Linked DNA regions of Homo sapiens: region 2 is linked to region 1. A link is an interaction called in ENCODE POLR2A ChIA-PET data of the cell type or tissue named here. Cell type or tissue: Panc1. All regions are shown on one strand. Each heading gives the region's core, and the rest is flanking DNA. Links, peaks and the distances in the headings are about the cores only.

Evidence for each region. ChIA-PET counts read pairs that join two places held together with the same protein. Peaks named below come from ENCODE experiments on the same cell type or tissue, not always from the same donor. Only the 100,000 strongest peaks of a DNase experiment are listed, where the experiment ranks them.
Region 2: POLR2A ChIA-PET joins it to region 1 with 14 read pairs; 12 of 35 experiments call an interaction of 5 or more read pairs at or near these places.

What each region holds. Positions count from the first base shown.
Region 1 is chr20:50,064,981-50,080,163 of GRCh38, forward strand. No RefSeq gene overlaps it. Among named protein-coding and RNA genes, the nearest start is that of TRERNA1, 31 kb to the left of the region's middle. RefSeq lists silencers at 1-158, 6,340-6,579 and enhancers at 8,076-8,585, 8,586-9,095. In Panc1, for the core only: a CTCF peak has its summit at 6,470 (motif pointing left); a DNase peak (open chromatin) is centred at 6,521; H3K4me3 peaks cover 812 bases; H3K27ac peaks cover 288 bases.
Region 2 is chr20:50,161,591-50,176,773 of GRCh38, forward strand. LINC01273 (long intergenic non-protein coding RNA 1273) reads left to right here and starts at 10,980. Exons shown (of 3, transcript NR_109943.1): 1 at 10,980-11,198; 2 at 11,333-11,427; 3 at 14,691-15,081. It overlaps LINC01275 (long intergenic non-protein coding RNA 1275), which reads right to left and starts at 4,610. Exons shown (of 2, transcript NR_183899.1): 1 at 4,440-4,610; 2 at 1,177-1,505. RefSeq lists enhancers at 3,952-5,151, 10,678-11,179. In Panc1, for the core only: CTCF peaks have their summits at 7,956 (motif pointing left) and 8,216; a DNase peak (open chromatin) is centred at 7,941; H3K4me3 peaks cover 2,715 bases; H3K27ac peaks cover 7,448 bases.

The sequences.
Region 1 (15,183 bases), core at 3,062-11,061:
TGGCTTGTGGACATGCATATGTGTGTTTGGACACACACCTACACACCCCCACACACACACAAACACGCACACACACAGTGGCAGCTGCTCCCCCAGACTCAAGAACCCCTGCATCTGTCTCCAGGGCCCTCCGAGACCTGGGGCCGCAACAGTTGTGTCTGGTTTGCAGCCCAGCTGAGAGCGGATAATCCCAAATCTCTCAGACTCCATTCCAGCCCCCATCAGCCCACTCCCCAGCTGTGCATCTTTGGGCAAATGGAGCCCCTCTCTGAGCCTCAGGGTCTTTGCCACCCCAGCACCCCCGCACACCAGGACTTTACTAGGGGTTCTGTGAGCTGAGGCTGCTTTGTGATTTATCTGAGCAGAGCTTCAGTGGGACACAGAGACCACCACACGCAGCTGGTGTCCATGCAGCCTGGCCGGCTGGTAGGGCTCAGTGGCCTCCCAGGGTCCCTGTTTGGCCAGGCTTCAGGGTCTGGTGTGTATGATTTCATAGGAAGCAATGACCTTGGGCAAAAATGTCACAGGGCATCAGCCTAATGGATTCGGCCTGGCTGACAGTGAGCAGGAGGGTTGGAGTCCTCCTCCTGGGGCTGGGTTCTTCAGGGTGGGGGAACTCAGGGATCTGGGTCATTGCCTGTGGTCAGGGTGAGGAGACAGAGGCCCAGGGGCCAGCAGCCTTCCCAGGGTCACCCAGCACTGCCTGACCTCTTCCACCACCTTGGGGCCTTTGGGAAGGACAGGGTCGGTGGGGGTAGAGGAACCTGCAGGGGCCAACAGACCTTCTCCTGGCAAGTCATTGATGCCTCAGTTTCCTCTTCTGTAAGATCGGTTTGATTAATAGTTCCGATCTCAGGGCTGGGGGAGAGTCCATGAATTGCTTTATAATGAGCTCAGCATAGAGAAGGTGCTCATTACGTCTTTTTTTTTTTTTTTCTTTTTGAGATGGAGTCTCACTTTGTTGCCCAGGCTGGAGTGCAGTGGTGCGATCTTGGCTCACTACAACCTCTGCCTCCCAGATTCAAGCGATTCTCCTTCCTCAGCCTCCTGAGTAGCTGGGATTACAGGCATGCGCCACCACACCCGGCTAACTTTTGTATTTTTAGTAGAGATGGGGTTTCGCCATGTTGGCCAGGCTGATCTCAAACTCCTGACCTTAGGTGATCTGCCTGTCTTGGCCTCCCAAAGTGCTGGGATTACAGGCGTGAGCCACTGCGCCCGGCCGCTCGTTAAGTCTTGACTGTCATTCTTGGTTTGCCTCACATCTCTGACCCCATCTGGAACGCTCTGTACTTAGCACTGGTTGCTGGGTGCTGCCAGTCCTGGGTTCAGATCCCAGCTCTGGTGGGTCACCCTGAGCTAGTGACAGAGACTCTTGGAGCCTCAGTGTCCTCATCTGTGAAATGGGGCCACCAACACTACCAAGGAATGGTTGGGAGCAAAGTGAGATGGTGGCTGTGAGGCACTTCAGGCACCTCAGCTCATCAGGGTAAGTAAAGTCCTCTGTTGACCTTGCCAGGCTAGAAGTAGCTAATTTATCGTCATGGTGGGTGGCAGAGGGGCAGCTAAGGCCACTGGCTCAAGGTCACAGGGATCAGAGTGGAATCTCACTTTGTGGCTCAAAGCTGTGTGATCTTGGGCAAGCCACTTGGCCTTTCTGGGCCTCAGTTTCATCCTGTTGACATCAGAAGACCCCAGGACCATACAGTGGAGGGCTGAGTGTAACTTGGCATCCAGTCAGTGATGTGTTTTGCACCCAATGCCTGGCACAGTGCTGCACCCACCAGGAGAGGTGGGAGGGTGATGGCTCCCAGGTCGTCTGCCCAGGTGGGCCGTGCCTGCCGGAGGGGAGACTTTTCCTAATCTGAACAAAGGCCTCCTTTCTTCCATCCACACCCTCCCTGGGAGTACAGCCTCACACCTTAAACTCCATTTCCACAGGGGCCACTCTGGTGCCTGTCCCCAGGTCACTCTGGACTGGCCAGCCTCCTTGAGCCCCTGATCTGAGGGTCTCACAGGCATCGTAGTTTAACACACTCCCACCCAGCACCGGAAGGCCCCCACAAACTGGCTCTTCCTGAGCCTCCCCTGGGCTAGGCCAAAACCTGGGAGTCCCCCAGCTCCTTTCCCCCTCTTACCCTCTCACTTCTGAGTCCTGTGGGCTCCCTGGTCTGAGCGTTCTGCATTGCATGGAAGTCTAAGAGGCCACAGGAAAGGCATGCATTCCGGAATCAAGGAAATGCGGGAGCTGGAGTCTCATTCTGTTGCTATGTTGCTCAGGCTGGTCTTGAACTCCTGGCCTCAAGTGATCCTCTCACCTCGGCCTCCCAAAGTGCTGGCATTATAGGCACGAGCCACTGTGCCCGGCCACTGATCAGTTCTTACCTCTTCTGGAACACCAGGTCCAGTGCCATCCTCTGCCCCTCTGGTCTACTGCAGTCAACTGCCTGCTTCCAGCAATGCCCCGTGGTCTGTTCTCTGCAGGAAGCTAGAGGGAAGCTAGAGGTAAAAACCTGGAGCACATGCGTCCCTCCTCTGCAATGGTTCCCATCTCCCTTGGAGAAAAAGATGGATCTTTGAAAGGCCCTGTAGGATCTGCCCCACCACTACCCCTCCCCCACCCCATCTCCTAAGCCTCCTCCTCCCTCCCTGACCCTGTACTCTGCTCCAGCCACACTGGCCTCCTGGTTGTTTCTCCAACAAATTAGGCATGCTCCTGCCTCACGGCATTTGCACTGGCTGCTTCCTCTGCAGGACACATTCTTCCCCCAGATGTCCACATGCCTCACTCCCTCACCTCCTGCAGGTCTTTGCTCAAATGCCACTTCTCAAGCATCAGGCACCTGCCCCCATTCCAATTTTCAATGGCACCTCTGCCCCACCCCATCCCCTATCCCCCTCCCTGCCTTGTTTCCCTCTATAGCATTTATCACCATCTCATCTTCTACATGGTTTACTTTTTCATCTGTTTACTGTTTCTCCCTAGTCCTTTGCCCTGACTGTCACCATTCCCAGAACATCCATTTCACGAGGGCCGCGTTTTCTGACTATTTTGTTCCCCGCTGTGTCTGCTGGGCCTAGGGCAGTGCTGGGCACACGGTAGCTGCTCATTAAATATCTGTGGAATGGGCAGCTCTGGAGTGTGGATACCAACATGCCCCTGGTGAAGCGGGAGCTCTAGGATTTGGAATCAGCCTGTAAGCTGTAGAGGGCAGTGCCCTTTGGATGGCACAGCCAGGTAGGCATGTTCCCAGCAGGGGTTTGTGGGAAACGGCTGTGGAGGGTCCTGGTGTCTACAGTCAGATTCCCAGGGCAGGATGCTGACAGATGGGCCATGGCACGATGGGGAGGCCAGGTGGTGTGGCTGGGTCCGGCTTTAAGCCTCTGGCCACCGTGTCAGGTTTGTAAAGCAAAGGGTCAGGAAGGCACCAAGGGCAGTGTGGCCGGAAGTGAACGGCCCAGGCTTCTGGGAAGAAAAAGAATTACATTCCAAGGAACCCATGGCTTGGGCGCCTGAGCCACTGGGGGCAGGGAAGAGTATGAAAGAGGCAGGGCTGGCGTGGGCAGATGGTGGCCTTGCCTGAGGTTCAGAGTGGTCAGGTCTGTAGGTCAGGGTGACCCTGGAGAGCTGGGATTTGGACCAGGTCAGGGGAAGTGTCCCCCAGATTGTGAATGGCTGGGGCGTGGCAGCCAGTCCACAGCTCCTGCTGCTGTTGGGAGGGGAGACCCCCACTCTGGGCTGGGGTGCAGCTCAGGGAGCCCCGGAGCTGACTGAGCCACTTCCTTGTGCCAGGCGGTGTCCATGTCCACCCCCAGGGCGAGATGTGGGCAACCAAGCCAAGAGAGGGGGCTGCCAAGGCCACAAGCTCATCCATGTGTCCATTTATCCATCTGTCCATTTATCCATCTGTCCATTTATCCATCTGTTTACAGAGTGTCTATTGCATGCCATGTGCTGCAGACTCTTTTTTGAGACAGAGTCTAGCTCTGTTACCCAGGCTGGAGTGTAGTGGCATGATCTCGGCTCAGTGCAACCTCCACCTCCCAGGTTCAAGCGATTCTCCTGCCTCAGCCTCCTGAGTAGCTGGGATTACAGGTGCCCACCACCATGCTCAGCTAATTTTTGCATTTTTAGTAGAGACAGGGTTTCGCCATGTTGGCCAGGCTGGTCTCGAACTCCTGACCTCAGGTGATCCACCTGCCTCGGCCTCCCAAAGTGCTGGGATCACAGGTGTGAGCCACTGCGCCCAGCCCCTGTGCTGTGGACTTAATGTGATAATGTGACTTGCATCTTACCGCCCAGGGCCTCTGCTCTTGCTGTTCTCTTGGCCTGGAACAATACCTACCAGACTCCAGGGCTGGCAGCTCCTCCTCACTTGGGGTCACCTCCTCCAAGAGGCCCCCTGCCCACTGCTGCCTGCCTGCCCTCTGTTCCTTTACTTGGGTATGTGCTGAACGCCTGGAAAAGAACCTAGTGCATTTCCTTCTTTGTCTGTTGTCTAACTCCCCCATTCAAATATCAGCTCCACGAAGGGAGGGTTTTGTCTCATCACTGCATGTCCCTACACACGGTATTTGGCACACAGTAAACACTCAATGAATGCTTGTTGAATGAATGAATGGACAAATGAACAAATGGAAGCTCTACTGGGGAAGCTCAGGGATGGAGACTGGCTCCTAACCCAGAGGGAGGGGATGTCCTGGGTAGCGCAGTCCTGGAAGATGCAGTCACTGGTAAACTGAAGCCTAAAGAAGCTCAGGCAGGCAGGTGAAGAAACCAGGGGGATGGTTTTGTTTCAAAACACCTTCCTCCAAGGGAGGAAGAGGTGAGCTACCTCCAAGGTTGCTCAGAGGTGGAAACTGTGATTAAAAATAAAAAAGGCGGCCAGGCATGGTGGCTCATGCCTGTAATCTCAGCACTTTGGGAGGCCAAGGTGGGCGGATCACCTGAGGTCAGGAGTTTGAGACCAGCCTGGGCAATATGGTGAAACCCCATCTCTACTAAAAATACAAAAAGTAGCCGGGTGTGGTGGTGCACACCTGTAGTCCCAGCTACTTGGGAGGCTGAGGTAGAAGAATCGCTTGAACCCGGGAGGTGGAGGTAGCAGAGAGCCGAGATAGCGCCACTGGACTTTAGCCTGGCGACAGAGCAAGACTCCATCTCAAAATAAATAAATAAACAAATAAGGCTAGAAGTGGTGGCTCACGCCTGTAATTCCAGCACTTTGGGAGGCCAAGACGGGAGGATCGCTTGAGGCCAAGGGTTCAAGACCAGCCTGGGCAATATAATGAGACCCTGGCTCTACAAAAACAAACAAAGCCTTTAATTCATTGCTACCATAAAAATCGAGACATTTCACTACATCCTGATGTCCCTGTCTCTCTTGAAGACTTGGAAGATTTGGCCATGTGGGCCAGCATTCTAGAGGCAAAGGTGGTCAGTCCTGTGTTCTCCACAGCCCCTATCAGGTCCTTGAGGTATGTGAGCTTCAAAGCCTTGTATTCACAGCATGACCCCCACTACCCCCACCTGCTGGGTGACCTTGGACAACCCTTTCTGAGTCTCAGCTGGTCCTTGGCAAAAAATGGGTTGGAGGCCAGGCATGGTGGCTTACGCCTGTAATCCCAGCACTTTAGGAGGCCAAGGCAGGAAGATCACTTGAGCCCAGGAGTTTGAGACCAGCCGGGGCAACACAGCGAGACCCTGTCTCTACTAAAAAAAATTTTTTTTTTTTGAGACTGAGTCTCGCTCAGTCACCCAGGCTGCCGTGCGGTGGCGTGATCTCAGCTCACTGCAAGCTCGCCTCCCGGGTTCACGCCATTCTCCTGCCTCAGCCTCCTGAGTAGCTGGGACTACAGGCACCCGCCACCACGTCCGGCTAATTAAAAAAAAAAATATTTTTTAATTGGCCAGTGGCCTGCACCTGTAGTCCCAGCTACTCAGGAGGCTGAGGCAGGAGGATTGCTTGAGGAGGAGGTTGAGGCTGCAATGAGACTTGATCATGCCACTGCACCCCAGCCTGGGTGACAGAGTGAGACCCTGTCTCTAAATGAATAAATAATTAGTTGGGCGTGGTGGCGCCCACTTGTAGTCCCAGCTACCCGGGAGGCTGAGGAAGGAGAATCGCTTGAGGCCAGGAGTTGGAGGCTGCAGTGACCCGTGATCGCATCACTGCACTCCAGCCTGGGCGACAAGAGACCCTGTCGCAAAAAAAAAAAAAAAAAAGAAAGAAAGAAAGAAAGAAAAAGGGTTGGAAGCGCACTGGGGGAAAAAGCTTGCCCACTCCGCTTTGGGAGCCTCCAGCAGGCTCCCGCTGTGCCAAAGGCACACACCCAGATGTCCGGTGGTCCACCCCTGCCCCGGCGGTCACGCCTGTCCCCTCCTCCAGCCCCAGCCTCGGGTCGGCTGAGAGATGACGCGTGGCCCGGCCCAGCCGGAGCGTTGGTCCCTAGAGCGCTAGCGCCCTCTGCTGGCCAAGGGCGGGCGTGCAGGCCCGAGCCAGAACGGGGAAGCCGGGCGCCAGGAGAGCGGGGAGGAGCTTCACTCTTCTGGTCGGTGAGATGGGGAAGAGCAATAGCGAATACATAAGCAGAATACACCGAAAGGAAAGGAAAGAACAATAGCGAAATAACATTTACGGAGGGGTGCTCCGTGCCGAGGACTGCAAGAAGCCCACACCATGTAAAACCACACGTAATCCTTAGAATAACCCGGCGAAATGGCAACGGAAACGCACAGAGAGGTTAAGGAGCCCTCCCGGGGCCACACAGCTGGTAGTGGAAACGGCTGACTCCTGGGCCTGCACTGGCATCCACCGAGGCGGAGAGAGGATGTGAAGGTGTCACCTCCGCTCATTCACTCATGCATGGCCTTCCAGCCAGCCATTCACCCATTCACAAGTATTCACTGAACACCTACTGTATGCCCAACATTGTGTGAGATGGCAGGAACACAGCCGTGAACACAATTGGCCTCATCCCTACCCTCTTGAAGCTGACATTTTAGTGGGGGTGGGAGGGGGCAGATAATAAACATGAATATATCATTAACAGCTGGGCCAGAGGCCAAAGGATAAACCTGTATGCGCTCGCTGATGTTACTCAGGCTCCTACCCCAACATGATTTTTTGCCGCATCTGAGCCCTACCTGTACTTTTACTTGACATTTGCTCCTAGATAATTGGTTTTTACTTAAGTGTATATATATATGTGTATATCTATATCTATATCTATATCTATGTATATGTTTATTTATTTATTGAGACAGAGTCTCGCCGTGTTGCCCAGGCTGGAGTGCAGTGGCACAATCACGGCCCACTGCAACCTCCACCTCTTGGGCTCAAGCGATCCTCCCACCTCAGCCTCCCGAGTAGCTGGGACTACAGGTGTGCAACACCATGCCCAGCTAATTTTTGTATTTTTTGTAGAGAGGGGGTTTTGCCGTGTTGCCCAGGCTGGTCTCAAACTCCTGGACTCAAGTGATCTGCCCACCTTGGCTTCCCAGAGTGCTGGGATTACAGGCATGAACCACTGTGCCAAGACAAAGTTGCTGGGTTTTTTTTGTTGTTTGTTTGTTTTTTGAGATGCAGTCTCACTCTGTCTCCCAGGCTGGAGTGCAGTGGCACAATCTCGGCTCACTGCAACCTCCGTCTTCCAGATTCAAGTGATTCTCCTGCCTCAGCCTCCCTAGTAGCTGGGATTACAGGCACGCACCACCATGGCCAGCTAATTTTTGTATTTTTAGTAGAGTCGGGGTTTCACCATGTTGGCCAGGCTGGTCTCAAACTCCTTGACCTCAAGTGATCTGCCCACCTGGGCCTCCCTAAGTGCTGGGATTACAGGCATGAGCCACCGTGCCCGCCTGCCGAAGGGTATTTTTAAAAGGGAATTTCGGCATGGTGAAACTCTGTCTCTACTAAAAATATAAAAATTAGCCGGGCATGGTGTTGCGCACCTGTAGTCCCAGCTACTTGGGAGGCTGAGGTGGGAGAATCGCTTGAACATGGGAGGCAGAGGCTGCAGTGAGCCGAGATCGCGCCACTGCACTCTGGCCTGGGCCACAGAGCGAGACTCCATCTCAAAAAAAAAAAAGGGGGGGTGGTGGGAAATCTCATATCACCACACCTACCCAACCAGTATCAGTTGTCACCTATCAGACAGCATCCTGGACTGAGGGTGAGGTATTGACATCACTGTTATATTAATCAATGTCCTTGGCATGCCACATCAGTTCCCCTGGTTCCTGGCAGGGGCACTAGAATCTCCCACTGGGAACCCCAAGATGAAGCCAGCCCCAGGGCCAGGCCTAGGGAATGAAGGTGCCATCAGCTTCTGAAGAAGGTGGGTGGCCTCTCCAGGATCCTCCAAGCCACTGTGGCCTGTGCTTTCTCTGGATTCTGCTGGTGACCCTGAAGAATCTGAGGCACAGGCCTTCCCTGGCCAATCAGAAAGCAGTGGCTTCCATCTTAGCTTCCTGCCCACCATGGACAACCCTGGGTCGTGGAACCCCCGTCTGCTCTCTTTCATGGCTGGCAATGGGTGTAAGGGGGACTTGCTCAGATCTGATTCTCAAAATTCCTGCCAGGGAAGGCCAGGCTTCTGAGCCAGTCCATCTGTTGCCCCCTGACCCAGCCACCCAGCTTCCCTGCATGCAGGGCAGAGGGAACAGGAGGCCCCACGGGGCCACTGGGACCCCTCCCTTGTCACTGCCAGTGGCCTCACAGGTCCATGTGACCCACCAAGAGAGGAAGGCCAGGCCCAGCCCTGAGGAGTGATTCATTCATTCAGTTTACACAGTCAGACTTTGTGCTGGACACTGTTTGTTGTTGTTGTTGTTTTGTTCTTTGAGACAGGGTCTCACTCTGTCACCCAGGCTGGAGTGCAATGGTGTGATCTTGGCTCCATGCAACCTCCGCCTCCCGAGTTCAAGTGATTCTCCTGCCTCAGCCTCCGGAGTAGCTGGTATTACAGGTGTGCACCACCACGCCTGGCTAATTTTTGTATTTTTAGTAGAGACGGGGTTTCACTATGTTGGCCAGGCTGGTCATGAACTCCTGGCTTCAGTGATCCTCCCACCTCACCTCCCAAAGTGTTGGGATTACGGACTTAAGCCACCGTGCCCGGCCTAGACACCATTTTTTATTTTATTTACTTATTTATTTATTATTATTATTATTATTATTATTTTGAGACAGAGTTTTGCTCTTGTCTCCCAGGCTGGAGTGCAATGGCGCGATCTCGGTTCACTGCAACATCCGCCTCCTGTGTCCAAGTCATTCTCCTGCCTCAGCCTCCTGAGTAGCTGGGATTACAGGCACCTACCACCACACCCAGCTAATTTTTTGTATTTTTAGTAGAGACAGGGTTTCACCATGATGATCAGGCTGGTCTTGAACTCCTGACCTCAAGTGATGCACCCGCCTCTGCCTCCCAAAGTGCTGGGATTATAGGCGTAAGCCACCACGCCAGGCCTATTATTATTATATTTTGAGACAGAGTCTGGCTCTGTCACGCAGGCTGGTACAATGGCTTGATCTTGGCTCACTGCAACCTCCGCTACCCAGGTTCAAGTGATTCTCCTGTCTCAGCCTCCCGAGTTGCTGGGATTACAAGCACGTGCCACTACGCCCAGCTAATTTTTGTATTGTTAGTAGAGATGGGGTTTCACCATGTTGGCCAGGCTGGTCTCGAACTCCTGATCTCAGGTGATCCACCCACCTTGGCCTCCCAAAATGCTGGGATTACAGGCGTGAGCCACTGTGCCCAGCCTTCAACACTATTTTTAACACTGGGTTCATGGCAGTGAAGAAGCCAGATGAGGCGCCCACCTGCAAGAGGGACAAAGGAATAACTACTGCAATGAATGAGATAGTTAAAATACACTGGGCATGGGAGTCCAAGGCGGGTGGATCATTTGAGGTCAGGAGTTCGAGACCAGCCTGGCCAACATGGTGAAACCCCGTCTACCAAAAATACAAAAATTAGCCGGGCGTGGTGGTGCACGCCTGTAATCCCCAGCTACTCGGTAGGCTGATGCAGGAGAATCGCTTGAACCAGGGATGCAGAAGCTGCAGTGAGCTGGGATCGCAGCACTGCACTCCAGCCTGGGTGACAGAGTGAGATTCTATCTAAAAAAAGAAAAGAAAAAGAAAAAAAAAAGAGGCCAGCTGCAGTGGTTCACGTCTGTCATCCCAGCACTTTAGGAGTCCAAGGCAGGCGGATCGCCTGAGTTCAGGAATTCGAGACCAGTCTGACCAACATGATGAAACTCCATCTCTACTAAAAATACAAAAATTAGCCGGGCATGGTGGCAGGCGCCTGTAATCCCAGCTACTCGGGAGGCTGAGGCAGGAGAATCACTTGAACCCAGGAGGCGTAGGTTGCAGTGAGCCAGGATAGTGCCATTGCACTCCAGTCTGGGCAACAGAGTGAGACTCTGTCTCAAAAATAAAATAAATAAAATAAAATAATAAAATAAAATAAAATATAAAATAAATAAATAAATTAATTAATTAAAATAAATAAAATAAAATAAAATATGCCTGTATCCTTGGATGGAGAAACCTGCTCCTAGAACTGTGTTCTACAGAGGTATGCAAATGCACACACATGCCCTGAGGCCAGCGGGCAGCAGAGCAGCAGAGACCACCTCAGGCCCAGCAGTCCAGGCCTGGCCACCGTGGTGGTGGCCCTTCATGTGCTGGGTGTGCTGCGCTTAACTACGGAGCGGATCCCCAAGGCTGCTCTGCAGGGCACTGGGAAGAATATCCCGGGGAGGAGCTAAGTGGAGATCACATTCCCATTTGCGTAAAAAAGTGGGGGAAGTGCATGAGGGGAGGGGGAAAGAATGCGGAGTGGTGCTGGCTGCACTTGCGTTTGCTCGCGTGCTGCCTGTGCCATCTCAGAGGCTCACACACTGGTGCTTGCCTTGGGAGAACGGGGTCAGAGGTGAGACTTTGCCCTGCACTCTATTCCCTTTATTTTCTTTTTGAGACGGAGTCTCACTGTGTCACCCAGGCTGGAGTGCGGTGGTGCAAGCCCAGTTCACTGCAGCCTCCATCTCCCAGGTTCAAGCGATTCTCCTGCCTCAGCCTCCCGAGTAGCTGGGATTACAGGCGTCTGCCACCATGCCTGGCTAATTTTTGTATTTTTAGTAGAGACGGAGTTTCATCATATTGGTCAGACTGGTCTCGAACTCCTGAACTCAGGTGATCTGCCCGCCTCGGCCTCCTAAAGTGCTGGGATGACAGACGTGAACCACTGCACCCGGCCTCTTTTTTTGTTTGTTTTTCTTTTCTTTGTTTAGACAGAATCTCACTCTGTCACCCAGGCTGGAGTGCAGTGGTGTGATCCCAGCTCACTGCAGCTTCTGCATCCCTGGTTCAAGCAATTCTCCTGCCTCAGCCTACCGAGTAGCTGGGATTACAGGCGTGCACCACCATGCCCGGCTAATTTTTATATTTTTGGTAGACGGGGTTTCACCATGTTGCCCAGCCTGGTCTCAAACTTGTTGGCTCAACGGATCTGCCAGCCTTGGCCTCCGAAAGTGCTAAGATTATAGGCATGAGCCACTGCCTCTGGCCAACTCTGTTAATTGACACATAAATGTAGGGAGACTTCACGTACAAATCTGCCTTCACAGCTTCCTTGGAAAATCAGAAAGATCTGGCATTCACTCAGCCCATGTGCCCAGTACTTAGTAACACCTTCACACTCACCTGTCCCCACCCAGCTGCATAACATCAGACACATATCAGAACCCCAAGGATGTGGCCCGTGTCTTCTTCTCACAGTGACAGGGCCACCAGCAGCAATGAGGTGGCTCTAGCCTAAGGTCTCCTCTCTCCCAAGGTCACCTTGGCCCGTGTGTGACAGCTGACTGCATCTAGCAGGTGACCTTGCCCAGGTCTCACAAGGAAGTCTTTGAGGTTGATCTGTTATCTTCTGGAGCTCAGAGCTCTGTACAATCCACCCACCCCAGCAGCTTGTTTCTTGCAAACTGGAAAGAATGAAGCTTTCACAAGCTGCCTTTTTTTTTTTTTTTTTTTGAGACTGAGTTTCACTCTTGTTGCCCAGACTAGAGTACAATGGCGTGATCTCGGCTCGCCACAACCTCCACCTCCCAGGTTCAAGTGATTCTCCTGCCTCAGCCTCCTGAGTAGCTGGGATTACAGGCATGTGCCACCACACCCAGCTAATTTTGTATTTTTAGTAGAGATGGGATTTCTCCGTGTTGGTCAGGCTGGTCTCAAACTCCCGACCTCAGGTGATCTGCCTGCCTTGGCCTCCCAAAGTGCTGGGATTACAGGCGTGAGCCACTGAGCCCAGCCAAGCTGCCTCTTCTTAAAGGAATTTCCTCCTCTGCCAAGTAAGGAAATCCCTAATGCTGTATCTTGAACTTTGTCATGAGGCTCCGTGATGAAGGAGTGACGTCAAGAAGGGACAGGCCAAGAGAGGGAATGTGACTGTCCCTGGGCTCCCTAAGGTTCTCTGAGGGGAGGTGCAAGAGGCCAGGCAGGGGCCGGGTGCGGTGGCTCATGCCTGCAATCCCAGCACTTTGGGAGGCCGAGGCGGGCGGATCACCTAAGGTTGGGAGTTCGAGACCAGCCTGACCAACATGGAGAAACCCCGTCTCTAATAAAAATACAAAATTAGCCAGGCATGGTGGTGCATGCCTGTAATCTCAGCTACTCGGGAGGCTGAGGCAGGAGAATATCTTGAACCCAGGACGCAGAGGTTGCAGTGAGCCGAGATCATGCCATTGTACTCCAGCCTGGGCAACAAGATTGAAACTCCGTCTAAAAAAAAAGGCCAAGCAGGGATCCACAGGCAGGGTGGAAAGGGGCACAGAGGCAGGGGCCGCTCCGTTTATGTGACGCCATCCACATCGTTATGCAACACCACAGCTAAAGGTGCAGTACAGCCAACAGTGCTCCCACCCAGAGGGCCGGAGAACTTTCTCCAGTGGAGATGCAGTCCAAGGAACTGGCTCTTGCCCCAAGACCAGAGTCAGTCAGAGATCCAGGGCAGTGGGGCCCCATGGCTGGCTTGCTGTTGGTCAGCCAGAAGGGGTGCTTTCTACACCTGCTGTCTCCCCGACCTTTGTCAGGTAACGACAGATGTTTCCCCACACCACAAGTTTCCACACAGTGAAAATTACCAGTGGATGCATCCCCTCCGGTACACAAACCTGGCAGGGGCTGGAGACCAGAGGTGTGACCCAGGGAAACCACCTGGCAAAAGTGGCAACATCTGGCCAGGCGCGGTGGCTCACGGCACTTTGGGAGGCTGAGGGGGGCAGATCATCTGAGGTCAGGAGTTCAAGACCAGCCTGGCCAACATGGTAAAACCCTGTCTCTACTAAAAATACAAAAAATTAGTTTGGCGTGGTGGCGCATGCCTGTAGTCCCAGCTACTCAGAAAGCTGAGGCAGAATTGCTTGAATCCAAGAGGTGGAGGTTGCAGTGAGCCAAGACCACTCCACTGCACTCCAACTTGGGCGACAGAGAGAGATTCCGTCTCGGAAAAAAAACAAAAACAAAAACGTGGCAACATCTGAACCTCAGACAAGCACTTCCTGTGTGCCCTAGGCTTAAACTCTGTCCATAAACTTTAGACCATCTGTAAACCCACCACCAAGGAAGAGCAAATTACACAAACGTGGGACACAGTGCCCACAAGATCACAGATCCAAACAACTGTCTCAGAGGGTTTTGAGTGTTGTTTCACAGGCCTTAAGCCCAGGTCCACCCAGCCCGCATCCCCTCTGGTATATAAACCTGGCAGGGGCTGGGGACCGGAGGTGTGACCCAGGGAAGCCAGGTAAAGTGCACACTCTAGGATTTGAGACAGGATTTGTTTTCCTCTTGGGGGTAACTCAGCACAGAAGAGGCCACCTTTAGATTTAACCACGAATTTGTTCTGGGGTTTTCCAGCAGCATTTTATTATTTATTTATTTTTTGAGACGGAGTCTCACTCTGTCGCCCAGGCTGGAGTGCAGTGGCACGATCTTGGCTCACTGCAAGCTCCACCTCCCGGGTTCACGTCATTCTCCTGCCTCAGCCTCCGGCGTAGCTGGGACTACAGGTGCCCGCCACCACGCCCGGCTAATTTTTTGTATTTTTAGTAGAGATGGGGTTTCACTGTGTTAGCCAGGATGGTCTCGATCTCCTGACCTCGTGATCCACCAGCCTCAGCCTCCCAAAGTGCTGGGATTACGGGTGTGAGCCACCGCGCCCGGCCATTTTATTTTTTAGAGACAGGGTTTCCGTCTGTCGCCCAGGCTGGATGCAGTGGCACCATCATGGCTCACTGCAGCCTCGACCTCTCAGATTCAAGTGATCCTCCCACCTCAGCCTCCTGACTAGCAGGGACTACAGGCGTGCACTACTAACCTTTTTTTTTTTTTTTTTGAGACAGTCTCGCTCTGTCGCCCAGGCTGGAGTGCAGTGGCGCAATCTCGGCTCACTGCAAACTCTGCCTCCCGGGTTCATGCCATTCTCCTGCCTCAGCACCTGCCACCACACCCGGCTAATCTTTTATATTGTTAGTAGAGACAGGGTTTCACCGTGTTAGCCAAGATGGTCTCGATCTCCTGACCTCGTGATCTGCCCGCCTCGGCCTCCCAACATGCTGTGATTACAGGCATAAGCCACCGCGCCCGGCTACACTGGCTAATTTTTTAACTTTTTATAGCGACAGGGGTCTCACTATGTTGCTCAGGCTGGTCTCAAACTCCTGGGCTCAAGTGATCCTCCTGCCTTGGCCTCCCAGTGTTAGGATTACAGGAGTGGGCCACCATATCTGGCCTGAAATAATTTTGGAACCTCTCCTCTCCTCCCTTGGGAGGGCTGACTGAGGATGAAGAACCCACAGCTTTCCCTGGCCCAATGTATGTACTTTCAGAACTGAAGGGCACCAGTCCCTGCAGAGGACTCCAAAGACCATCCAAAGAAATCTGGGCAGGGCTTTCTGGAGGGTGGCCTGTTGGGAAGAACCTGGCCCTTTCCTTACAGCCAGCTCTTCTCACACCTGAGCTGGCCCCAACAGCCAGAGGGAATAGCCTGCTCCTGCCACAGGGCACCAAGATCGTACCTGTATGTAGTTGGGACTACAGCAGAAGTTCAAACTCTGGGTAAAAACTAGACACGTTCCCACTGCATATGCAGTAGATGGTAGACAAA
Region 2 (15,183 bases), core at 4,621-12,620, 98 kb after region 1:
CTGAGATCAGGGAAGGATCAGCGAGAAAGGTGTGGGGAACTGTGTTTGAAGGTGGCTATTGCTCTGTGGCAGGCAGTTTGCATACAACTTGCTATTTGGCCCCATTTTCCAGAAAAGGAAACTGAGGTTCAGAGAAGTTAAGTTGTCCAATGTTTCGTTTTTTTTTTTTTTTTTTTTTGAGATGGAGTCTTGCTCTGCCACCCAGGCTGGAACGCAGTGGCGTGATCTTGGCTCACTGCAACCTCCGCCTCTGGGGTTCATGCCATTCTCTTGCCTCAGCCTCCCAAGTAGCTGGGACGACAGGCGCCCACCACCACACCCGGCTAATTTTTTTGTATGTTTAGTAGGGACGGGGTTTCACCGTGTTAGCCATGATGGTCTCAATCTCCTGACCTCGTGATCCGCCCGCCTCGGCCTCCCAAGGTGCTGGGATTACAGGTGTGAGCCACTGCACCTGGCCAACTTCTCCAGTGTTTTTACCAAGGAGAAAAGGTAAGGTAAGGTGCCGGGTGTGGTGGCTCACACCTGTAATCCCAGCACTTTGGGAGGCCGAGGCGGGTGGATTACTTGAGGCCAGGAGTTCGAGACCAGCCTGGCTAACATGGGAAACCCCATCTCTACTAAAAACACAAAAATTAGCTGGGCGTGGTGGCACGTGCCTGTGCCTGTAATCTCAACTACTGGGGAGGCTGTGGCAGGAGAATGGCTTGAACCCGGGAGGCGGAGGTTGCAGTGAGCCGAGATCACACCACTGCACTCCAGCCTGGGCGACAGAGCAAGACTCCGTCTCAAAAAACAAAACAAAACAAAGATAAGGGAGGGAAGCTGGACACTGGGTATGGCAAGAGTAAACGCCAGGAGATGTGACTGTACCTGGTGTGCATGCAGGGAATGGGAGTCATTAGGAATCCAGAGGAATTAGCGGGGAATAAAAGGCCAGGAGGCCAGGAAGGGCGGAGTCCAGCTCCGTATCGGTGGTGGTTGAAGCTATCTTTGTGTTATGGCCACATCAGGGGTTCCCTTGCATCAATCTTCTTATCTGTGAGGGGGACATAGAGGTGCATTTGTTTGGATTAGATTTGACTATAAGCCACAGATATCCCAAAGTTATAGTGGCTTAAACATGGCAGACACACACACACACACACACACTACACACACACACACACACACGAACATGGCAGACATTTCTTTTCCTTTCACATAGGTATAGGGGACCAGAGGTAGTGTGGCAGAATCCACAATCACCAGGCCCCTTCTATCTGGTCACTCCACCATCTGGTCGGTCAACCAACAGGTGGCTTCCACCTCAGGGCCCAAGAAGGTTGCTCATGCTGCAGCCGTTTTGTCATATTCCAGCCAGCAGGAAGGGGCAAAGAAGGCAACACTTCCCTGCTTTGATCCCACTGGTTAGAACTTGGTCTTAGTCACATGGCACTCTCTGCTGTACAGGAGGCTGGAGAATGCAGTTGTCCTCTGCGGAGACCAACTTAAAAGCTGGGGTTCTATTAATAATAAGAAAGGAAAATGATATTATTAATAGTTGATACTCGGAAGCTTCTGCCACACACATGGCAGGCACGAGTCCTTCTTTTTGGCCTCCAGTGTATGAACTGCTTTCCTAGGCTCTCTAGCCATTGTGGTGTTCCTGAGAGTTCCCCAATTATTTCCCTAGTAGATTACTTGTTTCTTGCCTGTCATCGTGAGCCCTCATAGTGAATGGCATAGGGGACAAGATCAGAAATGCCTGATCAACAATAACGGTGAGCATTTATTGAGCACGTACTGCACGCCAGGCCATGTTATAACCTTACTTCAGCCTCCCGAGTAGCTGGGATTACAGGCATGCGCCACCACGCCTGGCTAACTTTGTATTTTTAGTAGAGACGGGGTTTCTCCATGTTGGTCAGGCTGGTCTCGAACTCCCAACCTCCGGTGACCCGCTCGCTTCGGCCTCCCAAAGTGCTGGGATTACAGGCCTGAGAGCCACCGCACCCGGCCGGACCTGGTTCATTTTAAAATTGTTGTCTTAATCTTAGTTGCTTAACTGCTTGCAATTCTGTGTGTTGGCTGGTGGTTCCTCTGTGGGCTTCCCCTGGGCTTGTGCATGCGGCTGCTTCTGGCTTTCAGCTGTGCTGGCTGGGCTAAGGTGGCCTCATTCATGGTGACATGGGATTCAGATGGGATCCAGATGGGATTCAGATAGCAGCTGATTGTTGGCTGGGGCACCTCTGTACTGCATCTGGGCTCTCATCATCCAGAAGGTTAGACTGGCTTCTGTACGTGGTGTTTTCAGCACAGCATCCAGGAGCCCTAGGCCCAGATGTCCCATAAAGTCTCTTTCTCCCATTTATTCTATCTCAAAGCAAGTCAAACACCAGCCCAGGGCTTCCAGGAAACTGCTCCTCGCTCCTTGTTGGCCCACAGACTTCATTTGTACTCACTAGCAGAGGGATAAGATTACTCTTTGACTCATCCGGCCCTCCAAGGCAGGGCAGGGAATGGGGTCACTTACCTAAGGCACCTGGGTTGCCTGGGGAAGGGGGCAAGTGCAGGGAGAGGGTGGTTACAGAGGGACACAATAGACAATAGGACCATCACCACCCACTGTTTATGTTCGGTGGAATTTCTTTCCAGGCATTTTACAAATATACGCAAGAGATCTTCCTGCCTGCCACACTTATACTGAGAACCTTTTTCTGGAAGCCTCTTGGGACTGTGCCCTAATTGTGTCTAGATCCAGGGCACAATCATACAATGATGTTTTTCCTTTTCCTGGGAGCAGGTGGGAATGACAGATTAAAACTTGCTTTAAAAACTAGAACAAAACATAGGTGAGTTTCTAAAAAAATGCCTTTAAAAATAATAATTCAATTTTTTTTCAAATTTACAGAAAGTTGCAAGAATAGTACAATAAACTCTCAATACCCTAATTATCAACATTTTGCTACACGTGATTTATCCTTCTTTCTCTCCATGTGTACCATTTTTTCGGAACCATTTGAGAGTCAGTTACAGACATAATGCCTTTTTACCCTAAATTCTTCAGTGTGTATTTCTTAAGAACAAAGACATTATCTTATAGGAACTCTATAGTTTTTAAAATCAGAAAATGTCACATTGGTGCAATGCTATAATTTAACTTCTTTTCTTTCTTTTCTTTTTTTTTTTTTTTTTTTGAGATGGAGTTTCGCTCTTGTTGCCCAGGCTGGAGTGCAATGGCGTGATCTTGGCTCACCGCTACCTCCGCCTCCCAGGTTAAAGCAATTCTCCTGCCTCAGCCTCCCGAGTAGCTGGGACTACAGGCACACGCCACCACACCCAGTTAATTTTTGTATTTTTTTTTTTTAGTAGAGATGGGGTTCACCATGTTGGCCAGGATGGTCTCGATCTCCTGACCTCGTCATCTGTCTGCCTCGGCCTCCCAAAGCAGTGGGATTACAGGTGTGAGTCACTGCGCCTGGCCTATAATTTAATTTCTATCGTTCAGATTCAAATCTCGTTATTTATCCCAATTAGGAACTGAGACCCTTTTTTTTTTCTCTGAGTCTGCTTGCAAGGGACATCTCTTATTCTTAAACTAGTGACTATCAATGTCATTGCACCCCTTCTAGGGAGGTAAAATGTCCTTCTGCCCAAAGAGAAGAAAGTCAATAACACATAAAACCTGTTTAAAGAATCTGTGCTTAGAAATCCTCCTCGTAGGCCAGGCGCGGTGGCTCATGCCTGTAATCCCAGCACTTTGGGAGGCCGAGGCAGGTGGATCACCTGAGGTCAGGAGTTCAAGACTAGCCTGGGCAACATGGTGAAACCCCGTCTTTACTAAAAATACAAAAATTGGCTGGGCGCGGTGGCGCATGCCTATAATCCTGGCTACTCGGGAGGCTGAGGCAGGAGAATCACTTGAGCACAGGAGGCAGAGGTTGCAGAGAGCTGAGACTGCGCCACTGCACTCCAGCTTGCGCGACACAGCGAGACTCTGTCTAAAAAAAAAAAGAAAAGAAAAAGAAATCCTCCTCATCCTCATAGGCTCTGTACAGTTACAGCAATGGTTCTCAGTTGGGGGTGATTTTGACTCCCAGGGGACATTTGGCAATGTCTGGAGAAATTTTTGGTTGTCACAACTGGAGGTGGTGATTTACTGGCATCTATTGGGTAGAAGCCACGGATGCTGCTAAACATCCTACAGAGGACGGTTCCCCCGCTGCCTGACAACAAAGAATGACCCAGTCCAGGATGTCAATGGGGCCAAGGTTAGAAATCCTGACCTGTAAGTAAACTGAAGAGGCATGCCTTTTTCTGTTGCAATGGAGCTCCCGTGGATCTACAATTCACCCCAGCAATTCCATTTCCCCCCACCTATGTCACAAAATCCCACCTCTGTAGGCACAGGGAGGTCCAGCCAAGTGTGTTTAGGATCGCTGGAAACTGGAACCAACCTGCATGCCCGTTAGGAGGAGACAGATCAAGCACGTAGTCACGCTGCGCTGTGTTGCTTCCCTCCGCTTCTTTTGCTCCTGGGTAAATAGGGCGGGGGAGGTGAGATTGGAAGGATGCCAGGAATCTTGGGCCCAGCTGCTGCTTTATGACTTAGGGATATAACTGCTTCTGACTCATGCGTGCTTGGCTCTTTGTGATTATGTGCTGAGACACGTCAGCGGGAGGCTGCCCCGGAATGTCTCCCCATGCGAATCGAGGGTGGGGCCTCTGCTGAGTCACCTCTGGCTCCTAGAAGCCTGGCTCAGGGTCAGCTCATTTGAAAAGCGGCTGCCTTTTCTTCTTTTCTCTTCTCTTCTCTTTTTTTTTCTCTCTCTCTTTCATTCACATTATAGCTTGAGTCAGAACTTCATTCCTTTTTAAGGCTGAAGGACCACATTTTGCTTGTTTGTTCATGTGATCGATGATGATGGACACTTAGGTTGTTTCCACTTTTTAGCTATCGTAAACACTGTTGCTAATGGAATATGGGTGTACAAATATTTCTTCAAGATCTTGCTTTCAATTCTTTTGGGTATATACCCAGAAGTGGAACTGCTGCATCATATGGTAATTTCTGTGTTTAATTTGTTGAAGAACTGCCATACTGTTTTCCAGGTTGGCTGTTCCATTTTTAAATTTTATTTATTTATTTATTGTTTATTTGTTTATTTTTTTGAGACGGAGTTTTGCTCTTGTTGTCCAGGCTGGAGTGCAGTGGCGTGATCTTGGCTTATTGCAACCTCCGCCTCCCAGGTTCAAGCCATTCTCCTGCCTCAGGTACCCAAGTAGCTGGGATTACAGGTGTGCGCCACCATGCCCAGCTAATTTTTGTATTCTAGTAGAGACAAGGTTTCACCATGTTGGCCAGGCTGATCTTGAACTCTTGACCTCAAGTGATCCACCTGCCTCAGCCTCCCAAAGTGCTAGGATTATAGGCGTGAGCCTCCACGTCCGGCCTGGCTGTTCCATTTTATATTCCAACAGTGCACAAGGGTTCCAATTTCTCTACATCATCACCAACACTTATTATTATTATTATTATTTTGGAGATGGAGTTTTGCTTTGTCACCCAGGCTGGAGTGCGGTGGCGCTATCTCAGTTCACTGCAACCTCCGCCTCCCAGGTTCAAGCAAATCTCCTGCCTCAGCCTCCCGAGTAGCTGGGACTACAGGTGAGTGCCACCACGCCCGGCTGATTTTTTGTATTTTTAGCAGAGGTGGGGTTTCACCTTGTTGGCCAGGCTGGTCTTGAACTCCTGACCTCAGGTGATCTGCCCACCTTGGCCTCCCAAAGTGATGGGATTACAGGCAGGAGCCACCAAGCCTGGCCTGTTTTGTAGTTTTCATTGTACAAGTTTTTCACTTTTTGGATTAATTCCTAAGGATTTTCTTCTTTTTGATATTATTGTAAATGAAATTGTTTTTATAATTTTTGTTTCAGATCACTCACTGTCAGTGTAGAGAAAAGTAACTGATTTTTGTGTGCTGACTTTGTATCTTGCTACTTTGCTGCATTCATTTATTAATTCTAACAGTTTTTTCTTAGTTTGTGAAATCTTTAGGGTTTCTACATATAAGATCATATCATTGGAGAGCAGAGATTATTTTACTTCTTCCTTTCCGTTTGGATGCCTTTGATTTCTTTTTCTTTTTTTTTTTGAGATGGAGTCTCACTCTTTCGCCCAGGCTGGAGTGCAGTGGCTCGATCTCGGCTCACTGCAAGCTCCACCTCCCGGGTTCACGCCATTCTCCTGCCTCAGCCTCTCGAGTAGCTGGGACTACAGGCACCCGCCACCGCGCCCAGCTAATTTTTCTGTATTTTTAGTAGAGACGGGGTTTCACCGTATTAGCCAGGATGGTCTCGATCTCCTGACCTCGTGATCCACCCGCGTCGGCCTCCCAAAGTGCTGGGATTACAGGCGTGAGCCACTGCGCCTGGCCTGATTTCTTTTTCATTCCTAATTGCTCTGGCTAGAACTACCAGTACTATGTTGACTAGAAGTCAACATAGGGTTTTTTTTTTTTTGAGACAGGGTCTCACTCTGTCACCCAGGCTGGAGTGCAGTGGTGCGATCTCAGCTCACTGCAACCTCCACCTCCCGGGTTCAAGCGATCCACCCAGCCTCCCAAGTAGCTGGGACAACAGGCACCTGCCGCCACGCTTGGTTAATTTTTTTTTGTAGAGATGAGGTTTCACCATGTTGCCCAGGCTGGTCTTGAACTCTTGAGCTCAAGTGGTCCGCCCACCTTGGACTCCCAAAGTGCTGGGATTACAGGCATGTGCCACTGTGTCCAGCCTTGGGCAGCCATTTTGGACCATAAGATGAAAACTGCCAGTTGTCTTCAACAAAAAGAGCGCAAGATAGCAAAAGACTGGGTTCCTGACACCGTAAAGCAACTATGCAGCTCTGGATCACTTTCATTCAGATTAATATGAGAGAGGAAAACAAACTACTTTTTGACTAGGAGGCAGTTGTTATTTGAACCTTTCTTACAGCATGGAGCCTGTATCCCACCATTGTAGTTTGTCTAATGAATAAATGGATGATTGAATAACCAAAGAAGCAGTCAGATCCAGGCCCCCATACAGATTCATGCACAAAGACTCTGCCTTAGCCTAGGTGGGAGCAACGTCCAGGTGCAGTAGAAATATTCATGGCTGGAGGCTAGTTCTTTCTGACACAGGGTCTCGCTCTGTTGCCCAGGCTGGAGTGCAGTGGTGTGATCACGGCTCACTGCTGCCTTGACCTCTTGGGCTCCAGCAGTCCTCTCACCTCAGCCTCCTGAGTAGCTGGAACTACAGATGTGTGCCACCACAGCTGGAGATATATATATGTATTTTTTATAGAGACATGGTCTCACTATGTTGCCCAGGCTGATCTCAAACTCCAGGATTCAAGTGATCTGCCCACCTTGGTCTCCAAAAGTGCTAGGACTGCAGGTGTGTACCACCGTGCCTGGCTGATTTTTTTTCTGTATTTTTTTTAACGACAAGGTCTCACTCTACCAGGCTGGTCTCGAACTCTTTGGCTCAAGTGATTTGCCCACCTTGGCCTTCCAAAGTGCTGGGATTACAGGTGTAAGCCACCGCGCCTGGCCCAGAGGAGCTAGTACTACTAGTTCTAAATCTGGCCTTTCCACTAGCTAGCTGTGTGCCCCTGAGCCACCCATGTGCCCTCTCTGGGTCTCACATTTCTCAGTTGTAAACCCGGCTTAGCAAATCTTTAAATCTATGCAATTTAAAGTTATTTTTGCTCTTTTGCAATTGCATTTCTAGGAATCCATTCCCAGGGAAATTCTCACCACATAGCACATGAACACAGGTGCCAGGATGCAGCTGCACCTTCCTTTGTGGAGCAAAAACTTGGAAATATCCTTAAAAGTGATTAAGTAAATCAGAGTATGAACTGTGCTCTGGAGTGCAAGACCGCGGACTATGGCTTTCTGGATTCTCTGGTGACACCTGCTGGCACAAAGGGATACTGCAGCCCAGCTTGGTTACGTATTGGGAATTTCTAGAAGAAGAGAGGTTCGGGGCAATTGTGTGAGGGTGGTTTGGGAAGGCACAGAGCAGGGAGAGATTTGGAAGGAAGGTCAAGGCAAGGAGGTGGCCTGGGTGTGGAGGTTGCAAGCATAGACTTGGGTTCAAATTCCAGCTTCACTACTTACTAGCTGGGTGAGCCTGGGTGGATTTGGGACTTTCTCTGAGCCTCACTTTCTTCTTCTGTAAAATAAGGATTCTGGGCCAGGTGCGGTGGCTCATGCCTTTAATCCCAGAACTTTGGGAGGCTGAGGCGGGCAGATCACAAGGTCAAGAGTTCGAGACCAGCCTGGCCAACATGGTGAAACCCCATCTCTACTAAGAATACAAAAATTAGCTGGGTGTGGTGGCGTGTGCCTGTAATCCCAGCTACTCGGGAGGCTGAGGCAAGAGAATCACTTGAACCTGGGAGGCAGAGGTTGCAGTGAGCTGAGATCACGCCACTGCACTCCAGCCTGGGAGACAGAGCAAGACTCTGTCTCAAAAAAAATAAAATAAAATAAGGATCCTAAGGCCCGTGTTACAGATTATTGGTGAGGGCTGGGTGAAAGAACTAATTTATTTAATAATTTATTGAAACAACATTTCAATAAAGATGTCAGTGACTGACAATCTCATCTAGGTGCCAGGGATACAGCAGGGGATGAGGCCTGGGTCCTGCCCTCCTGGAGCTTACAGTCTAGTGCAGAGAACACAACAAACCAATAAGCATGCATGTGATATAATCTCAGGTATTATTTTTATTTATTTATTTATTTTTGAGACAGAGTCTCAGTTTGTCACCCAGGTTGGAGTGCACTGGTGCCATCTCAGTCACTGCAGCCTCCACCTCCTGGGTTCCAGTGATTCTCATGCCTTGGCCTGCCAAGTAGCTGGGACTACAGGTACACACCACCATGTCGGCTAACTTTTGTATTTTAGTAGTCGGCTAATTTTTGTATTTTAGTAGAGATGGGGTTTTTCCATGTCGCCCAGGCTAGTCTCGAACTCCTGGCCTCAAGTAATTTACCCACCTCGGCCTCCCAGTGGCGGGATTACAGGCGTGAACCACCGTATCCAGCCTAATTTCAGGTATTTATGACACTACAAACGAAAATAAAGCAGGAGGCGTGCTGGTGTGGGTGGAGGCATTGTTACAAGTGGGGTGTGTGAGGAGGGCATCTCTGAGGAGGCTTGAGCAGAGCCAGAGGAGCCGTGTCGTGTGTGTGTATGGAATGCATGAGAAATGCTAGTGGAAGAGCCTCACACATAGGAAAGGGCCAATAAATGGTGGGTCATCATCTTATTACACACAGCAGAGGGAACGAAAGGAAGAGGGATTGGAATCCGTTTCCCAGGGTCTGCGGCAGTCACAGAGAGTGACAGAAGATTCCCTGGGCTGGCAGGTGGAGCAGCAGCCCTGCTCATGGTGTGGGGGGTGGGGAGCCCTGGACCTGAGGAGACCCAGCTCTGGGTGGCCTTGGGTGAGCCACTCTCTGGGCCTCAGTTTCCTCATTTGGAAAACAGGGCCGATAATGCCCACCTTGTGAAACTGGGGGGTGTCACAGGCTGAATGATGACCTCCTCCAAATAATTATGTTGAGATTCTAACCCCCAGTACCTCAGAATGTTACTGTATTTGGAAATAAGGCCTTTAAAGGGGTAATTAAGTGGCCAGGCACAGCGGCTCACGCCTGTAATCCCAGCACTTTGGGAGGTGGAGGTGGGCAGATTACTTGAGGTCAGGAATTCGAGACCAGCCTGGCCAACATGGTGAAACCCTATCTCTAGGAAAAATACAAAAATTAGCTGGGCATGGTGGTGAACATCTGTAATCCTAGCTACCCGGCAGGCTGAGGCAGGAGAATTGCTGGAAGCCGGGAGGCGGGAGTTGCAGTGAGCCGAGATCCCGCCACTGCACTCCAGCCTGGGTCACAGAGTGAAGCTCCCTCTTGAAAAAAAAAAAAAGGTAATTAAGTAAAAATGAGGTCATTAGGGTGGACCCTAATCCAATATAATCGTTGTCTTCATAGGAAGAGGAAATGTGGACACAGACACAAACAGAGGGAGGGCCATGTGAGCCCAGAGCAAGAAGGCGGCCATCTACAAGCCCCGGAGCGAGGCTGCGGGAGAAGCCAGCCCCGCTCACACCTTGACAACAATCTCTGTTGATTAAACCACACAGTCTGCAGTCCTCTATTACGGTGAGCCCTGCCAGCTGAGATGGGGTTGACGTGGGAATACAGCTGGGCACACAGGAGGCCCTCAGTGGAGGCTGGTTTCTTTGGCCCAGTGCCACATGGAGCCCGTCCACTGGCTGAGCTGGGGGCCTGATTGTGGCCACTCAACGTCTCTGTAAAGCTCAGGGTCTGCCTTGAGATCCTGCACTTACCACGGAGTGGCCCTGCCTTGGGGACCCATCTCACCTCACTTCTGCCCTCCTTTCTGGTTCATGACTCAGCCATCCACTAACCTCCCGTGGTAGCACTGTGGCCACTCTGTAAACGACAGCACCACTGGTGTCTCATTGGGGGCCAGTCTGGAAGAGGGAGACCACCCTAGGCATTTCAGACAGAAGGGATGGAATACAGGCATTGCTTACACAGAGGACGGACGAGCCGAGATGCAGAAAGGCCAGGTGAAGCATTGGCCACAGCTGGAGGCGCTCCACCCTAGGCCAGCGGGACAGAAGGAAGCTGGGTCCGAGAAGCCAGGGCTTGGAGCCACAGTGGGGGCTGCCTGGTAGGAGTTGACCAGGGAGGGAGGGTCTGTCGGGCGGGGGCGGGGGCTCTTTGCCTTCCGATCCAAGCTCCGCCCTCTGCAGCTCTGCTCTGTGTATCCCAGAGCTGACCCTGCGGCGCCTTTCCCAGGCTCGCGTCCGGTGAGTTCCTATTGGCCAACGGGAGGCCCCGGTCGGGGAGCGCCCCGGGACAGGCCCCTGTGCCTCCCGCTTTGCGGAGTGACGCAGGCCCTGGGCTACAGCAACCTTACCAGCCCCTCCAGCTTAGAGGTGGCAGTGGCTCTCTGCGGCTGCGATTTCTTTCTCGGAGCGTCCTCCCCATCCCGTTCGGCCTCTGCCTCCACCGTCGTCTCTGTAACCCGTTCCCTGTGGGAGAGTCTCTGTTGCGGTGTTCAGGGGTTTCGGTTTTCTGGCTGAACAGTGATTAACGCGAGGGAAGGCGCTGACGGCAAGGTGGCAGGTGACCAGCCCAGCAGGCCGCCCAGCCCTTCCCTTCCTACAGACAGAAGCACTGAGGCCTGCAGAGGGGACAGGCAGGTGGGCGTGGGGGATCGGGGGCAGCCCTGGAGTCAGACAGGCCTTGTTTTGTCCCAGGAAGAACATTCCAACACAGACCACAACACCTATGGACCTGGAAAACATTGTGCTCAGTGAAAGAAGCCAGACACAGAAGGACAATGTTGTATGAGGTACCTGGGATGGGCAGATTCTGAGAGATGGAAAATAGAATAGAGATTACCTGGAGAGAGGGGGGAATTGTTGAATGAGGACAGAGTTTGTGTTGGGGATGATGGAAAAGTTTTGGATACAGAGAGTTATGACGAGTATACAGCATTGTGAATTTTTTTTCTTTTCTTTGTTTTTTGTGACAAGGTCTTATTCTGTTGCCCAGGCTGGACTGCAGTGGTGCAATCCTAGCTCACTGCAGCTTCGACCTCCCGTGCTCAAGTGATTTTCCCACCTCAGCCTCCCGAGTAGCTGGGACTACAGGTGCGTGCCACCACGCCTGGCTGATTTTTCTTGTATTTTTTTGTAGAGATGGGGGTATCGCTATGTTGCCCAGGCTGGTCTTGAACACTTGGGCTCAAGTAATTCTCCCGCCTTGGCCTCCCAAAGTGCTGGGATTACAGGTGTGAGCCACTGTGCCTAGTGTGAATGCATTTAATGCCACTGAATTGTACACTTAATAATGGTGAAAAATATAAATATTCTGTTAAATATTTTACCACAATAAAAAAATGTGTGACAGTTGTCAGAATCAAAATGGTGTCACTAATGTTTTTTTTTTTTTTTTTTTTTTTTTTTTTGAGATGGAGTCTCGCTCTGTTGCCCAGGAGGGAGTGCAGTGGTGCGATCTCGGCTCACTGCAAGCTCCGCCTCCCAGCTTCACACCATTCTCCTGCCTCAGCCTCTTGGAGTAGCTGGGACTGCAGGCACCCGCCACCACGCCCAGCTAATTTTTTGCATTTTTAGTAGAGACGGGGTTTCATCGTGGTCTCGATCTCCTGACCTCGTAATCCGCCCTCCTCAGCCTCCCAAAGTGCTGGGATTACAAACGTGAGCCACCGCGCCTGGCCTGGTGTCACTAATGTTAAGAAAACCTTCACAAATAGAGGCAGACCATGAAGAGAGGGGTCTCATTCTTATATGCCTGATAAAGAAAGACTTTAAGAACTACAACCCTTGGCGGGGTGCAGTGGCTCATGTTTGTAATCCCAGCACTTTGGGAAGCTGAGGCAGGTGGAATACCTGGGGTCATGAGTTCGAGACCAGCCTGGCCAAAATGGTGTAACACTGTCTCTATTAAAAATACAAAAAAAATTAGCCAGGCGTGGTGGCAGGCGCCTGTAATCCCAGCTACTCAGGAGACTGAGTCAGGAGAATCGCTTGAACCTGGGAGGTGAAGGTTGCAGTGAGCAGAGATAGCACCACTGCATTCCAGCCTGGGCAACAGAGTGAGACTCTGTCTCAAAAAATTAAAAAAAAAAAAAAAAAAGAAGCCGGGTGCGGTGGCTCACGCCTGTAATCCCAGCACTTTGGGAGGCCAAGGTGGATGGATCACATGAGGTTGAGAGTTTGAGACCAGCCTGACCAACATGGAGAAACCCCGCCTCTACTAAAAATACAAAATTAGCCAGGTGTGGTGGTGCATGCCTGTAATCCCAGCTACTCGGGAGGCTGAGACAGGAGAATCGCTTGAACCCGGGAGATGGAGGTTGCGATGAGCTGATAGTGTCATTGCACTCCAGCCCAGGCAACAAGAGCAAAACTCTGTCTCAAAAAAGAAAATATTTATTTTTAGAGACAAGGTCTTGCTCTGTCACCGAGGCTGGAGTGCAGTCATAGCTCACTGGAGCCTTGAAGTCCTGGGCTCAGGCAGTCCTCCTGCCTCACCTCCCAAGTATCTGAGACTACAGGCAGGCACCACTATGTCCAGTTAATTTTTAAATTTTTTCATAGAGATGGAGTCTCACTATGTTGCACAGGCTGGTCAGTCTAGACAATTTTAAATTAAATATGTAACTCACATTAACAGGTCACATTATTTATTTATTTATTTATTTATTTATTGACACAGGGTCTCGCTCTGTTGTCCAAGCTGGAGTACAGTGGCACAATTTCGGCTCACAGCAACCTCTGCCTCCCGGGTTCAAGCGATTCCCCTGTCTCCGCCTCCCGAGTAGCTGGGATTACAGGCGCCCACCACCACGCCCGGCTAATTTTTGTATTTTTAGTAGGGACAGGGTTTCACCATGTTGGCCAGGCTGGTCTTGAACTCCTGGCCTCGTGATCCACCCGCCTTGGCCTCTCAAAGTGCTGGGATTACAGGCATGAGCCACCATGCCCAACCGCAGACATCTTTTTGTTTTGTTTTTTTTTCTTTTTTTTTTTCTTTGGAGATGGTGTCTCGCTCTGTTGCCCAGGAGGGAGTGCAGTGGCATGATACCTGCTCACTATAGCCTCGAACTCCTGGATTCAAGCGATCCTCCCACCTCAGCCTCCTGAGTAGCTGGGCCTACAAATGTGCAACACCACGCCTGGCTAATTAAAAAGGTGACAGAGAGACCCTGTCTCAAAAAGCAAACAAACAAAAAACGACACATGTGCGTGTGTGTGTGTGTGTGTGTGTGTCTGTGGAGAGAGAGAGAGAGAAAGAAGGAGAATATGATACATCAAATGTAGTAAAATGAAAACATTTGGGAAATATTTGAAGTATTTGTAACTTTTCTCTAAGTCTGAAAGTATTTCAAAATTAAAAAAAAATTTAAAAGGTGAATAGTGCCAGGTGTGTTGGTGCACGCCTGAAATCCCAGCACTTTGGGAGGCCAAGGCAGGTAGATCACCTGAGGTCAGGAGTTCGAGACCAGCCTGGCCAACATGGAGAAACTCCGTGTCTACTAAAAATACAAAAATTAGCCAGGCATGGTGGTGGGCACTTGTAGTCCCAGCTACTCGGGAGGCTGAGGCACGAGAATTGCTTGAATCTAGGAGGTGGAGGTTGCAGTGAGCTGAGATTGCACCACTGCACTCCAGCCTGGGCGACAGAGCAAGACTCTGTCTCAAAAAAAAAAAAAAAAAAAAATGGTGAATAGTACCAAGCGGTGGTGGAAGATATGGGATATAAAACCCTTGGGCACAGCTGGTGTGAGTGGAGACGGGACAGCCTTTCTGTAGAGCACCTGGTACTTAGTCAAATTAGTCCCCCCATCCCCTACAACCTACTCTCAAGCCAAAGTCCCAGAGACATCCTCACACCAGCCCTAGAGGGTGCAAGGAGGTGGCAGCTCACCTTATCTGTGGTGGGGCAGGTTGGGGGTCACTTGGGTGTCTACCCCAGGGACTGGGCGGCTGAGACTGGGGACTGCTCATAGAAAGGACCGTGGATGAGCCACAGCTACAAAACCCTTCACACAAGTGTTCATGCCACAAAGTAGCCACATGTGTTTTGCAGGGACACATTCCAGCAAAAAGACACAAAGTGACAGAATGGCTGCCTTTGAGTGGGGGTGAGAAGAGGTGGATGGCAGGTACCAGAAGAGAAGGGAATAAATATATGAAGAAATACAACCCCCTCGGGCAGTGCCTGGCACAGCATAAATGCCCAGGAAAAAGAGGCCCAGTTGCTTACGTTCCCGGCGACAGGGCCGGGACCAGCGCCGGCTTCCTGGTGAAGGAGGCCACCCTTTCCTCTTGAGGGGTCTGAGTATGCATGTCAGCACCCGGTGGGCACCCAGCACCCAGCTGACCAGGGGCCTTCACCTCTGTGGGGGTTACCGGCCTGGCCCTGAGAACTGGATGAAAGCTGGAATAATTCTTTCTGTAATAAAGCAAACGCAACCACGTTCAACCTTTCCCTTCATTTCAGAGGCTTCCCGCACCTGATGCCTCCCACAGCCTCAGGCTGAGTCCCCAGGTGCTCCAGTGGGGGTGGCAAAGCTGAGCAC